3 separate regions of the Homo sapiens genome follow, and all the other regions are linked to region 1. Evidence: chromatin contacts called from ENCODE Hi-C or POLR2A ChIA-PET data. All regions are on one chromosome and are shown on one strand. The core of a region is the stretch at or near the end of the contact, and the rest is flanking DNA. Distances in the headings are between cores, read along the strand shown. Region 1 holds the start of C1QTNF5 (C1q and TNF related 5). Region 2 has its middle 110 kb from the start of THY1. Region 3 overlaps USP2-AS1 (USP2 antisense RNA 1).

What was found. Hi-C counts contacts between places; a loop is a spot of excess contacts on that map. ChIA-PET counts read pairs that join two places held with the same protein, here RNA polymerase II (POLR2A). Pooled maps may share reads with other maps.
Region 2: a pooled map shows a loop between it and region 1 (2.5-fold over the local background). The contact joins the enhancer-like site here to the promoter of C1QTNF5 in region 1. A Hi-C loop is called at or near these places in 1 of 50 pooled maps. POLR2A ChIA-PET finds 5 or more read pairs at or near these places in 2 of 52 experiments (BJ and WTC11).
Region 3: a loop to region 1 is called in a map of dorsolateral prefrontal cortex, with 10 times the contacts of the local background. The contact joins the enhancer-like site here to the promoter of C1QTNF5 in region 1. A Hi-C loop is called at or near these places in 17 of 168 maps with a recorded cell type or tissue (Caco-2, GM12878, HUES64 and 12 more), 2 of 37 single-sample maps with no recorded cell type and 17 of 50 pooled maps. POLR2A ChIA-PET finds 5 or more read pairs at or near these places in 11 of 52 experiments (AG04449, AG04450, BJ and 7 more).

Annotation. Positions count from the first base shown.
Region 1 is chr11:119,339,633-119,342,390 of GRCh38, reverse strand. It overlaps C1QTNF5 (C1q and TNF related 5), which reads left to right and starts at 1,508. Exons shown (of 3, transcript NM_001278431.2): 1 at 1,508-1,696; 2 at 1,951-2,207; 3 at 2,543-2,758. The coding sequence starts at 1,994. MFRP (membrane frizzled-related protein) reads left to right here. Exons shown (of 15, transcript NM_031433.4): 12 at 407-534; 13 at 619-1,696; 14 at 1,951-2,207; 15 at 2,543-2,758. The coding sequence ends at 843. RefSeq lists a silencer at 2,290-2,389.
Region 2 is chr11:119,531,719-119,536,825 of GRCh38, reverse strand. No RefSeq gene overlaps it. Among named protein-coding and RNA genes, the nearest start is that of THY1, 110 kb to the right of the region's middle. RefSeq lists an enhancer at 2,640-3,169. Within about 2 kb of position 2,810, at least 4 of the 41 ENCODE cell types and tissues checked have a DNase peak (open chromatin) inside an H3K27ac peak, as active enhancers do.
Region 3 is chr11:119,471,695-119,476,801 of GRCh38, reverse strand. All of the region lies in intron 3 of USP2-AS1 (USP2 antisense RNA 1), which reads right to left. Among named protein-coding and RNA genes, the nearest start is that of THY1, 51 kb to the right of the region's middle. RefSeq lists enhancers at 1-190, 1,210-1,504, 2,884-3,384. Within about 2 kb of position 1,946, at least 2 of the 41 ENCODE cell types and tissues checked have a DNase peak (open chromatin) inside an H3K27ac peak, as active enhancers do; they include dorsolateral prefrontal cortex, where a contact is called at or near this core.

The DNA.
Region 1 (2,758 bases), core at 259-2,758:
AATGGGAATCTGGGAATCATTGGTGGGGCTTCAAGAACCAGTCCCTTCTGTCACCCAGAGCCCCTTTCCACAGCCCACACCAAAGATGAAGGCATCCTCTTACACAGAGCAGGGGGTTTCTTCCAGATGCCCAAGCAGTCCCTGCAAACGCGGGTGCCCCATGTTCCCTGAGATTAAAGACGTGCCTGCATGATGCCCAGGGCTGGCAAGCGATGCTGGAGCAGGCTCTCAGGGATGGCAGGGATCCTCAGAGTGTGTACAGCCTGTCTCTTTGTTATCCTCTTGCTTCCTCACAACCACCCCCATTGGACCCATGTACACACAGGACCGAGCGATTCGGTGACTTGCCACAGGCCACAGAGCCAGTGAGCAGTCCCCACAGTGGCCCTCCCCTCCACCCCTGCAGAGCTGGCCTGTGAGCCTGTCCAGGTGGAGATGTGCCTCGGTCTGAGCTACAACACCACAGCCTTCCCTAACATCTGGGTGGGCATGATCACCCAGGAGGAGGTGGTAGAGGTCCTCAGCGGTTACAAGGTCTTCTGGGTGGAGGGAAGGAGGGCGGGCCTGGGAGGGGAGGAGCCTGGGAGCAGGTGCCTGAAGGCCACTCTCCCTCCGCAGAGCCTGACAAGCCTGCCCTGCTACCAGCATTTCCGGAGGCTCCTGTGTGGGCTGCTTGTGCCCCGTTGCACCCCACTAGGCAGTGTTCTGCCCCCTTGCCGCTCTGTCTGCCAGGAAGCGGAGCACCAGTGCCAGTCTGGCCTGGCACTACTGGGCACCCCCTGGCCCTTCAACTGCAACAGGCTGCCAGAGGCAGCTGACCTGGAAGCTTGTGCCCAGCCCTGACCCTGAAGCCGGCCCCTGCCCTCTTCCTGCCCGTCCTCTTTTGCCGGTCAGGGCTGGCACGCAGGGGAACAAAGGAAGGAGCATCAGCAGGGTCTCTACCCATCCTTCTCTGGGGCTCCCAGGGAGGGGGAAGAGAAGTCCTCAGCTGGGGCTCATGGGACCCTACCACCCTCCCTGCTCCTTCCTGTCCCTTTACCGGTCCCAGGCTGCTGACTGGCCCCACACTGTGCCACCGGACAATCGAGACCACTTCCCATCCAGGCCTCTTCCCCTTTCCATCTGCTTTTTCAGCTTCTCCATCGCCTGCCTTCTGACCTTTTCCTTGATTCAACAAAAATGTACTGAGCATCTATTCATGTGGCAGGCCCCTGTCCTAGGCCCTAGGGATCCAACTGGCTGTCTGCCTCTAGAACTCTCCACCCTCATCTCTCTGCGTATTTCTCCCTGAAATGGGGTCTGGTCCTTGGTCTCTGCCACTGCCCTGCCTCTCCTCTGGCCCTGGGAACAGGAGGTGCCCTGTGTGTCCGTCTCTCGAAGTTCTGCCTCTCTGTGCCCAGCTCAAGTCTCTCTCCCCCTCCTTTCTCCCCCTAAACTTTGGCCGGCCGCCGGGCGACACCACGAGTTATTTCCCAGCTATTTCCCGGTCCGGGAGCTCTTGGCCCCTGAACAACTGGTTTCCTCTTGGAGTCTGGGAGGAGGAAAGCGGAGCCGGCAGGGAGCGAACCAGGACTGGGGTGACGGCAGGGCAGGGGGCGCCTGGCCGGGGAGAAGCGCGGGGGCTGGAGCACCACCAACTGGAGGGTCCGGAGTAGCGAGCGCCCCGAAGGAGGCCATCGGGGAGCCGGGAGGGGGGGTGAGTCTGGCGGAGGAGGGGAAAGGGGCTGGGGAGGGGACTGTGGGAAAGGCTGGCGCGGGCCGGCGGTGGGAGGGAGGGCTGGCCGCTCCCACCCTCTCGCGCCTGCCTGTGCTCTCCGGATGCTCGGCCCTGCGAGCGCTCAGCCTCAGGGGCACGGCAGTGGGGTGGGGACCGACTGGGCCGCGCCGGGGTGGGGAGAGAGGCAGGTCCCAGGATTCTGGGTCCCGACTCCAGTCCTGCCTGGTCCACAGACTGCGAGAGGACCCCGGCGTCCGGGCTCCCGGTGCCAGCGCTATGAGGCCACTCCTCGTCCTGCTGCTCCTGGGCCTGGCGGCCGGCTCGCCCCCACTGGACGACAACAAGATCCCCAGCCTCTGCCCGGGGCACCCCGGCCTTCCAGGCACGCCGGGCCACCATGGCAGCCAGGGCTTGCCGGGCCGCGATGGCCGCGACGGCCGCGACGGCGCGCCCGGGGCTCCGGGAGAGAAAGGCGAGGGCGGGAGGCCGGGTAAGAAGGCACCGCCGCGGCTATCGGTGGCGATGTCCGAGCAGGCGCGGCCGCAGCTCCAGCTCCCGGTGTCCGGGACTCGGGTCTCCCGCCAGGGGGCGCCACTCCCCGCGCTTTGCAGCCCTGAGCGGGGGAGGGGCCCAGGCGGCGGGAGCCCCCTTGGCCAGCCCCCCAGATCTGCCCTGCGGGAAGGGGTGGAGGAGGTACCCGTGCGGGAGGAGGCGCTGGCCGAAGCTCAGGCAGGGGCGGGGAGGGGTACGGTGACCTTAGAGTCGCCGCCCCGCTGCGGGCTGAGCCGCCGCTACTCTCACCCTGCCGCCCCGCTTACCCCGCAGGACTGCCGGGACCTCGAGGGGACCCCGGGCCGCGAGGAGAGGCGGGACCCGCGGGGCCCACCGGGCCTGCCGGGGAGTGCTCGGTGCCTCCGCGATCCGCCTTCAGCGCCAAGCGCTCCGAGAGCCGGGTGCCTCCGCCGTCTGACGCACCCTTGCCCTTCGACCGCGTGCTGGTGAACGAGCAGGGACATTACGACGCCGTCACCGGCAAGTTCA
Region 2 (5,107 bases), core at 1,561-4,060, 190 kb before region 1:
GCCCCCTCTCCATGGCTGAAAGAAGAGCTCAGAACTCACTGCCTTCTCACATGGGGTCACTGGCTCCATCCTCATGTCTTATTTAATTTTCTCAGGAGTTCTGTGAGATAGTTGGTAATATTTTCATTTTCCAGATAAGAAGCTAAGGCTCAGGAGGCCAAATGACTTCCTTAAGGTAACATAATCAGCAAGTGGTAGAGCCAAGACTCAAAATTGGATCTTCTGACAACTCCATAATTCAGGCTAATCCTGACATTAGCCAGAAGGGCTGGCCAACACCAGGTTGTGCACAGCCTAATTTGCAAGGTCCATTAAGGACAAAACAGGTCAGGTGCAGTGGCTCACACCTGTAATCTCAGCACTTTGGGAGGCCAAGGCGGGAGGATTGCTTGAAACCAAGAGTTCAAGACCAGCATGAGCAATGTAGTGAGACCCCATCTCTGAAAAAAAAAATTAACCAGGTGCAATGGTGTGCTCCTGTAGTCCCAGCTATGCAGGAGGCTGAGGTGAGAGGATTGCTTGGGCCCAGGAGTCCAAGGCTGCAATGAGCTATGATCACACCATTGCACTCCAGGTTGACTGACAGAGCAAGACTATCCACCAGGATATGGTTTGAATTTGTGTCCCTGCCCAAATCTCATGTCAAATTATAATCCCCAATGTTGAAAGAGGAGCCTGTGGGAGGGGATTGGATCACGGAGGTGGATTTCCCCCTTGCTATTCTTGTAATAGTGAGTTTCCATGAGATCTGATTGTTTGAAAATGTGTGGCACCTCCCCCTCTTCTCTCTTCTCCTGCTCTGGCCATGTAAGACATGCCTGCTTCCACTTCCACCATGACTGAAAGTTTCCAGAGGCTTCCCCAGCCATGCTTCCTGTACAGCCTGCAGAACCGTGAGCCAATTAAACCTTTTTTTAAAAAAAAAATTACTCAGTCTCTAGTCGTTCTTTATGGCAGTGTGAGGAACAGACTAATACAAAGACTCTGTCTCTAAAATAAGAAAAAAAAATTAAAGAACAAAACTGGGAATGAGAAGATCTATGTAGCCCTCTCCAACAGGTGTTTTCTGGTACACGCGTTTTCATTGTTGGGTAGTCATGAACTTGGCTGGCTAATATTAGACATAAGTCCCTAGTGAACAATAGCTATAGCACACACATTCTCACGTACACTCACCAAAGTCTGACACACGCACCCCTATGCCTAGGCATGCATGCATCACCTTCTCATCCCCGACCACCTGCATCCCCTGGGAATCCATTTACATCTACTCAACAGAGCGGGGAGAAGAAGGAGATAAACCTGTATCAACACTGTATTTCTATTCCTCTCTCTCCTTGTGAAAACAAAAGAGGAACAGGGCAAAGCCTCATCCAATGTTTATTGGGAATCATCTCGACCTGATCCCGGGAAAATAGGTCCTTTTCAAATCCATGGTTCAGACGCAGCCTTTCCCATGACTGGGAGTGGGGACAACAGGCTGCTCGCCGGGCTCCGTGGCTGGCAGAGGAACTTGGTGGTAAGGCTTAATTATGATTCACAGAGCTGCATTCTGGAGAGGGTTTAGAGCCACTTAATTAGTGTAGGAATATACAGTCGTAATTATCCTGAAATATGGCCTAATTAACCTATGGAAAAGCCAGGACCACTGCTCGGGGATGCCAGAGACATTAGCAGCCTATTAATATACCCAGTCTGGGCCAGGCGCGGTGGCTCACGCCTGTCATCCCAACACTTTCGGAGGTCGAAGTGGGCAGATCACGAGGTCAGGATTTCGAGACCAGCGTGGCCAACATAGCGAAACCCCGTCTCTACCAAAAATACAAAAATTAGCAGGGTGTGGTGGTGTGCGCCTGTAGTCCCAGCTACTCAGGAGGCTGAGGCAGGAGAATTGTTTGAACCCGGGAGGCAGAGGTTGCAGTGAGCCAAGACCATGCCATTGCACTCCAGCCTGGGTGACAGAACAAGACTCTGTCTAAAAAAGAAAAAAAAAAAAAATATATATATATATATAGCTATGCAGTCTGCTATCTGGCACAGCCTTTGGGGGACTCAGGACTGGGGCAGACAGAGGAGAAAGGGTTTGTCTGGGAAGATGAAATGTTTAAGAGGAAAGTGTGACGTGGGCAGGGAAAGGAGAGGGGAGTGATATTTATTGAGGACTCATAAGGGCCAAGCAATGTTTTAGTCCATCTCTTACTTAATCTTCAAAACAGTCCTTTAAGATTGATATTAAAGTTCAGGGAGGTTCATTAACTAACCCAAGGTTACACGGCCAGGAAACATTCACACTGGAATTCCCCTCTAGGCTGTGGCTGCAAAGGCCATGCTTTTTTCTCTCTTCCACACTGCCTTGGGCAGGCACAACAGGCGAGGGAAATGGACTAAACAGAGGAGAGCCCCTTTCAACCCTAAGGAGGAGGCTCTTCTGCCGTTTTAGAAAAGTGGAGTCATTCAAGCGGTTCAAGCTGTCAGTTGTGTTGTGCAGGCTGGACATTGCACAAACCCTAGGAGTCCCATTCACACAAGCTACAGGGAGAATAATGTCCCCTAGAGGGCACAGTGTATGGCCTGCACGGCCATTCACAGCAGCCCTGGGAGACTGCCCTACATGACCCTTTAACTTTCCTTCCTACCCAAGAGACCACTTCCAACTCTGGCTCTGAGCCCAGATATTGGCCCAAAGCTAGAGAAGCTACCTCTGGGATAATCCTTCATGAAGCAGAATTTGGACCCAGTCCTCTCCTGGGGAGACTCCAGCACCCAGGGACACTCAGACGCCAGGACACAAGTTCAAAGCCCTCCAGGGGGAGCCCGAGAGCCGGGCGTGCGCCGCAGAGCCTGTCTGGCCAGCAGGTTGAGGAATATTCCAACAACGTCCTCATTCTTCCCTGATCAAAGGAGCCAGGATTGAACCTGCTGTAATCATCCGTCGGGGAGTTTGCTTAAAATTCCCCTAATTATGGGAGAGCAGAAAATTGCTACGCCTCAGACTGAATAGAGAAATCGAAGGCGCCCTGCTCCCAGCTGCCTGGGGGGGGAGACACGCCAGCATGGGAACAGAAGGCGGTGGGGGGAGGCGAGGGGCAACTGAGGATGGGCGGTGGGAGAAGAACGGTGTGCTGGTCCATGCCAGGGAGCGGGAGAGGAAGGGAAGGAGCCAGCTGCACTGGGGCTGTGGTGACTGGCTCAGGTGAGGCACACTGCCTCCCCTCCAGACAGAAGGGTGCAGGGGTGAGGAGAGCAGGCCTGTGGGGAAGAAACAGCCAGCAATGCCCCCTCCCATGGCTGGAGCTGGCTTTCTGGAGAGGCTGGGGACCCCCAACTCTGGCTTAGTTTGGACTGCGGGCTCTGGAGCATCCTCCCTGCCAGGGGTGGGGAAGGGAAAGGGCTGGAGGAAAGGTCAGGGAACAGGCCGGCAGGGCAGGGCTCATCCAGGCACCCTGCTGTGGGCTCAGCCCTGTTCCAGGCACACTGAGCGGTCTAGAAGAAGGAGAAGAGGACCAGATCTCTGCCCTCAGAGGGTCTCCTTCTGAAAGGGGAGACCGGGTGAGCATCTTAACCTAAAGTAAGATTCAAAGGCACCGTACACACCAGTGCCTGGCCCTCACAGTTTCCTGAGCTGTAGGAAGCGGATGGGAGTGCACTGAACTGCATGGATCAGAAGGGGAGGCTTGCTGGGCAGGCAAGTGCCAAGCAGAAGGAAGGGGCAAAGGAGGAAGGGACCGGAGAAGGGAGGGAGAATTCGAAGGAGCCATGCAAAATAGAAGGAGATTATGGCGGCCACGTTTTGGATAAGGGGGCCAAGGCCCAGGGAGGTGGGGTTACTTGCCCAAACTCACACAGCCCATCAGTGGCTGAACTGGGGCTCAAACTCAGGTCTCAGACTCCTAGTCTGGTGCATTACACAGCCATGGAGGCAGGGGGTGGGAGTGGGGGTCTGGCCAGAAGGTGGGATGCTGGAAAGAGTGTGGGGACTTGGGCTTAAAGATCCTGCTGCATCAGCAGTCCGTTTACTGACAAGTTGACATTGATTCTACAGGAGAAGCAGTGCTCTAAAGGGTCTCTCCTTTGCTAGACCTGCCCCATTCATGAGCTCTCCGGGGTCCCCACCCCAACAGCTCCCCTACCAGGGAGAGATATACCTGGTGTCCCTCCATTCTCTCACCTGTTTCCAAGGGCCTTCTCAGTTCCTCCTGCAAGTCCCCAGCAAGTGCCTAGCTTTGGTCCTCTTGGGGCCCCAACTACACTATGTTTTTATCACTTACAGTGTGGCGAGGGGTTGAGATCCTGGGGTTGCAAGTTACAGACACCCACTCAAACTAGCATTTCAGCCCAAAGAGGCAATTTACTGAAAGAACTTAGGAGTGTCTTGTAGAAGCTAAAGGCAGGAGTGTGGTGGAGCCTCAGCAAGGAAGGATTGAGGACAGCAAAGCCACCAGGCCCTGGGAATTCCAGGTCACCATCTCTCCTGCACACCTGCTTCATTTTTTTCTGTGGGCAGACCTCATGACCCAAGGTGACCACCCACAGCTCCCAAATGTATGTGGAATAGACAGAGAACTCTCTGAAGAGACTGTCCCTGCGCCCTGACTCCAGTGCCCCAAAGACTGAATTCTCATGGGTCCAGCTTGGCTCAGGTGCTTTTTCTAATCCAGCCAGCATCAATTCAGGGGGTTGGGTCACATTGAACAAATGGCTTCGATGTGCTCACTGCTGTGTGTGAGCAGGATGGATCAGGGTTCGTGGATAGTTGGAGAGTTAACTCCAACAATTGTCCATCAAGGTAGTGAAAACAGGGCTGGGCTGTGGGTGTGCAATGGACAAGGCCTTGGGCCTGGACACGGGGGTGTTACCTGTTGCAGCAGGTGTTCTCCAGATGGTTGAGGCCTTCGCGTGCACCTGAAAGGTGAGTTATTCAGTGTGTCAGATGCTGCAGCTCCAGTGGCCAGCTGTGGTGAGGCAAATCCTCACGTGGAAAACTAGAAATGAAAGGTGGGGGCTTCAGCCTGGCCCCCAGACCTGCAGGTGCCAAGATCCTGATGGGCAGCACCAGGCGAGTCCGGGAAGGTGGGAGCATTGGCACAGGGCCCGCTGGGAAGGCAGA
Region 3 (5,107 bases), core at 697-3,196, 130 kb before region 1:
CCCTGAGGCCTGGATCTGGCTACCCTTCCTCCAGCTCATCCACTCCCAGCCACCTTGGCTACTTCCACCCTAGACACAGCTAGGTGCTCACCCTGAAACAGGAAGTCCCCACAGCTGACCCTTCAGTCCTTCGCTTTACCTGCAGAAACCCCCAAGCTCTTGTAGCTCTAAGTCCCCTGAGAGCTACTCACAAGTTCAAGTTTTCAGGCTGAGGGTCATCAAAGCCCCTCTGTTCATTTGCAGAACCTGGAGCAGAGCAACATCTCCACAGACCAGCTCACCTGGCCAGTTCAGAGGCAACTCTGCCCACTTCCTTGGTCCCCCTGTGACTTCCATGGCATAGAAATTTGGGAATTCAAGCTTCCATCTATCCATCCATCCATCCATATATCCATCCATCCATTCATCTACTCAGCCACATGTCCAGCCACCCACCCAACCATCCATCCACTCATCCATCCATCTATCCATTCATTTATCCAACCATCCACCCATCCACCCATCCATCCATCCGTATATCCACCCACTCATCCACCCACTCATCCACCTATATATCCATCCATCTATATATCCATCCATTATCCATCATTCATCCATCTATTCATCTACCTACCCATCTTTCCACCCACCCACTATCCATCATTCATCCATCTATTCGTCTACCTACCCATCTTTCCACCCACCCACCCACCATCCATCTATTCATCTATATATCCATCCATCCATCATCCATCTACTTATCTACCCACCCATCTATCCACCCATATACCCATCCCTCTCTCCCTCCCTCCCTTCACCCATCCATCCATATATCCATCTAGCCAACCAGCCAACAAATGTATATAACGTGACATGCTGGACCCTAGGGATCCTGAGATGGACACATTATGATCCTATCCTCCCTCTGAGGGTAGGAAAGTAAAAGAAGAAAGGGATGTTTTCCAAAGATTATTCTAAGAAGGTGCTGACTAATGGAACTTTCCGTGATGCGGCTAATGTTCTCTTCTGTGCTACTCAATATGGTCAACAGCCATTAGCCATGTGTGGACATTCAGCATCTGAAATGTGGCTAGTGTGACTGAGGAACTGAGTCTTTCATTTCATGTAATTTTAATTAATTGAAATGCAAACCATCACATGGCACCAGTGGCTTCAGGACGCCACAGACCTAAGAACTGTGGTAGCACAGAAGGGAGGGGAGGCTTCAGGGAGGAGACAACATTAGGCGGGGCCAGGCTCAGACTCAGCCAGCTTGCTCATTCTTCTTCCCTGACACCTGCTGGAGCATGTCCAGCCCCGGCCAGACCCTTAAGCATATTTTGGAAAGTCTGTTGTCACAGTGCTGAGCTCAGCTGGAGGCTCTTCTGACCTTGCACACCCTCTCTGAGGTCACTGCTGGGTGAGGCCTGAGCCCTTCTCACTCCAGGAGTTCCTGACTCATCCTGGAAAAAGCAGAAAAGCCTCTGTATTTCTCAAGAACCAGCTTCAATGTTAAGAAGAGGGCAGACATGACCCCAGGCATGACCCCAGCTCGGGGACACAGGGACAGGGTATAGGGGGCAGGGAGAAGTCCAAAACAAGTGAGAAGCAGAATAGAGAGCCAGGGCCCAGCAGAGGGTGAGGTGAAAACTGATGGAATGAGACATGGAGGAACGGACAGCCCAAGCCAGCAGGGCAGACAGAGTAAGAGAGATATGCCACAGAGCGACGGCTAACATGAGCCAGAACGGAAGGGACATGCTGAGGTAAAAACAGCTGGAGGCAGGCTGACAGGTGGCTACAGACAAGACTAAGACAGGCTGACCAAAAGGCAGTCTGTGACCCCAGGAGAGGTGGGGTGGGGGTCCCAGAGGGCAGCTCTGAGATCTCTGGCACATCCATTGACTGCACTTGCAGATCAGACCACTAGGAGGTAGCATTGCTCCAACCACTGCCACTAGCCCGGCATCCAGCTTCCAAAAGATGGTTACAGCCAGACTCCCTGTCATGGGCAGCGGACATGGCTTCACTGAGAGATGTAAGAGGCTGGGATAGGGGGACCCAGGGCATCTATGCCCTAGCCTGGAGAGTCCCTCTCTCATCACCCAGGATCTCCTCAAACCTGCCCCTTCCCTCCACATTCCCAGTCCCTGGCCTTGTCCCTTTCCTGACAGCTGCCTGGGCTCCCAGAGCACTGAAGGACGGAGGCTCAGGATGCCCATCAATTCCCTGTCTTTGCCTGAAAAAGGCAAGTGAGGATTCTAGGTCTGAGAATTGCCCTTAGCTCCTGCCATGGGGCCTGGTCCATGACGAGGGTCTCATGGGTTCTTGGGTGCAAGGCGTGCTTCACATAGATCCAGGGGTCTTGGCTGACCCCATGCTCAGCAGCAGCCAAGTGCAGCTTTGGGCTGCATTAACAGAACCAAATGTCTGGATACAGGACTGCATTCAGCAATGAAGCCCAGTCCTCAGGCTATAGCTCTGGAACAGACAATGTAGCACAGGAGGAAGAGCGATGCGGACCATGTCATAGTTACAAACCCAGTCGTGCACATCATAGGGTGGTGATCTCATCAGATTATAATACCGTATTTTTGCTCTACCTTTTCTGTGTTTAGATGCCCAAATATTTGCCATTGTGTTACAGTCACCTACACTGTTCAGTACAGTCACATGCTGTACAGGTGTGTATCCTAGAAACAACAGGCTCTATCATGTGGCCTAGGTGCGAAGCAGGCTGTACCACCTAGGCTTGTGTGAACACAGTCTACGATGTCCCCACAATGACGAAACAGTCTTATAATGCATTTCTCAGAATGTGTCCCTGACGTTCAGTGGCATGTGACTGTCCCATCAATGGAGCACCAACACTATATACATCAGCTTCTCTAATCCTTACAACGGCCTGCATAGTTATACCCACTTTACAGATGAGAAAACTCAGAGAGGCTCCTTCTCTAAAGGCTATCCTATAAATGTAGGTGTTTCTAGGGGTTCCATTTCAGGCCTCTTCTCTTTTTCCTCTGCATGTATTCCCTTAGCCACATCTGCTCCTATAACCTAGCCTTAATTCTCAAATTAAGTCCTTGCCCAGATCTTTCTTCTGGGTTCCAGACTAGTCCATCCACCTGCTGTCAGTGGCCCTCACCAGCCTCCACTGCACCCAATTCAATCAGCCTCCCCCTCCTGCTCACTCTGCCCTCACCCTGGATCTCGGATCCTAGCACCACTCAGCGCCATCTCACCTCCCTGAGCCATGCTGCCATCACCCTTCGCCTCCATGTGAAGTGTGGCTCAGGGAGATGAGATGAGGCTGAGAGTGGTGCTGCTCTGTTTTTACTGGTGCCCTCCACACTGCAGCCAGAGTAGTCTTTTTTTTGGCAGGGGTGGGGGGTCGGGTCTTGCCCAGGCTGGAGTGCAGGCTGAAGTACAGGCTCGTCACCCAGGCTGGAATGCAGTGGCGCCATCTCGGCTCACTGCAACCTCCTTCCACTTCCAAAGTTCAAGCAATCCTCCCACCTCAGCCTTCCGGGTAGTTGAGACCACAGGCGTGTGCCACAACACTTGGCTAATTTTTAATTTTTTTGTAGAGGCAGGGTCTCATTATATTGCTCAGTCTGGTCTTGAACTCCTGGGCTCAAGCAATCCTCCCACCTCGGCCTCCCAAAGTGCTGGGATTACAGACACGAGCCACCGGAGGCAACTTGGTCAAACCTCCAGAGGCCACTTTCCACCCCCGCCAACCACATCTTCCTGGAGGCAGAGACAACGCTTGTTCCCTGCCTTCCCTCCCGACACCACCAGCACGCACTTGTGCACGCGCACACGCACACACGCACACGTGGGCAGCTCGAACTGCGCTCCCTCAGATTCCTCCTCCCCTGAGCACACTGTACCTGCCCTGCCCCAGGACAGGGTGCCCCCTCCTCCCACCTGCACCCCACCTGTCTCTCCCCCAGCTTCTCTTGTTCCAGCACCTCAGTCCTGGCATCTGCCAGGCTAAGAAGCCATCCTTGGCCTGGGAGCGCTGTCTTTGACTCGTTTTGTGGCCCTGCACTCCTGCTCTTGGCCTCATCTGCCCATCAGTAAACAGAAGTGGATGGATCATGAGATGACCTCCAAGGTTTCTTCCAGCTCACAGCACCACTGACTGGGAGGCCTCAGCAAAAATGTCCTCACAGTTCTGGAGGCTGGAAGTTAAGTCTGACATCAAGGCATCCTCGCGACTGGTTTCTTCTGAGGCCTCTCTCCTTGCCTTGCAGAAGCGCCTTCCCCTGCGCCTTCACCCAGACTTTCCTCTGTGCAAATCTATGCCCTCGTTTCCTCTTCTCATAAGAACACTGGTCATATTGGATTAAGGCCCACCCATATGACCTCATGGTAACCTAATTACCTCGGTAAAGGCCCTGTCTGCAAATACAGGCGATTATGAAACAACATGTGTTTGAACTTTGTGAGTCCACTTACATGCGGATTTTCTTCTGCCTCTGAGACAGCAAGACCCACCCCCACCACCCCCTCCACAGCCTACTCAGCATGAAGACAGGGAGGATGGAGACCTTGATGAGGATCTACTTCCACTTAATGACTAATACATAGATTTTCTCTTCCTTTTGTTTCTTTTAATAACATTTTCTTTAGCTTACTTTGTTGTAGGAATACAGTACATAATACATATACCATACATAATATGTGTTCAACTGTTTGTCATTGGTAAGGCTTCCAGGCGACAGTAGGCTATTTGTAGTTAAGTTTGGGGGGAGTCAAAAGTCATATGTGAGTCTTGGCTACGAGGGGGTCGGTGCCCTTGACCCCTTGTTGTTCAAGGGTTAACTGTACAATCATATTCTGATGTCCTGGCTAGGGGTTGGGACTTCAATATGTGAATTTTGTGAGGACCCAATTCAGCCCAAGGCACTGGAGGGACAAAGTCCACACTAGAGCACCCTAAGTACTACTGAGTATTTCTAAAGTACCGCCGGGTATGGCTGGGTGCCCTGAGTCCTGCCGGGTACACCCGGGCACCTGAGACCTGCCGGGTACAGCCAAGAAACCTGAGACCAGCTTGGTACAGCCGAGAACCTTGAGACCTGCTTGGTACAGCCGAGAACCCCGAGACCTGCTGGGT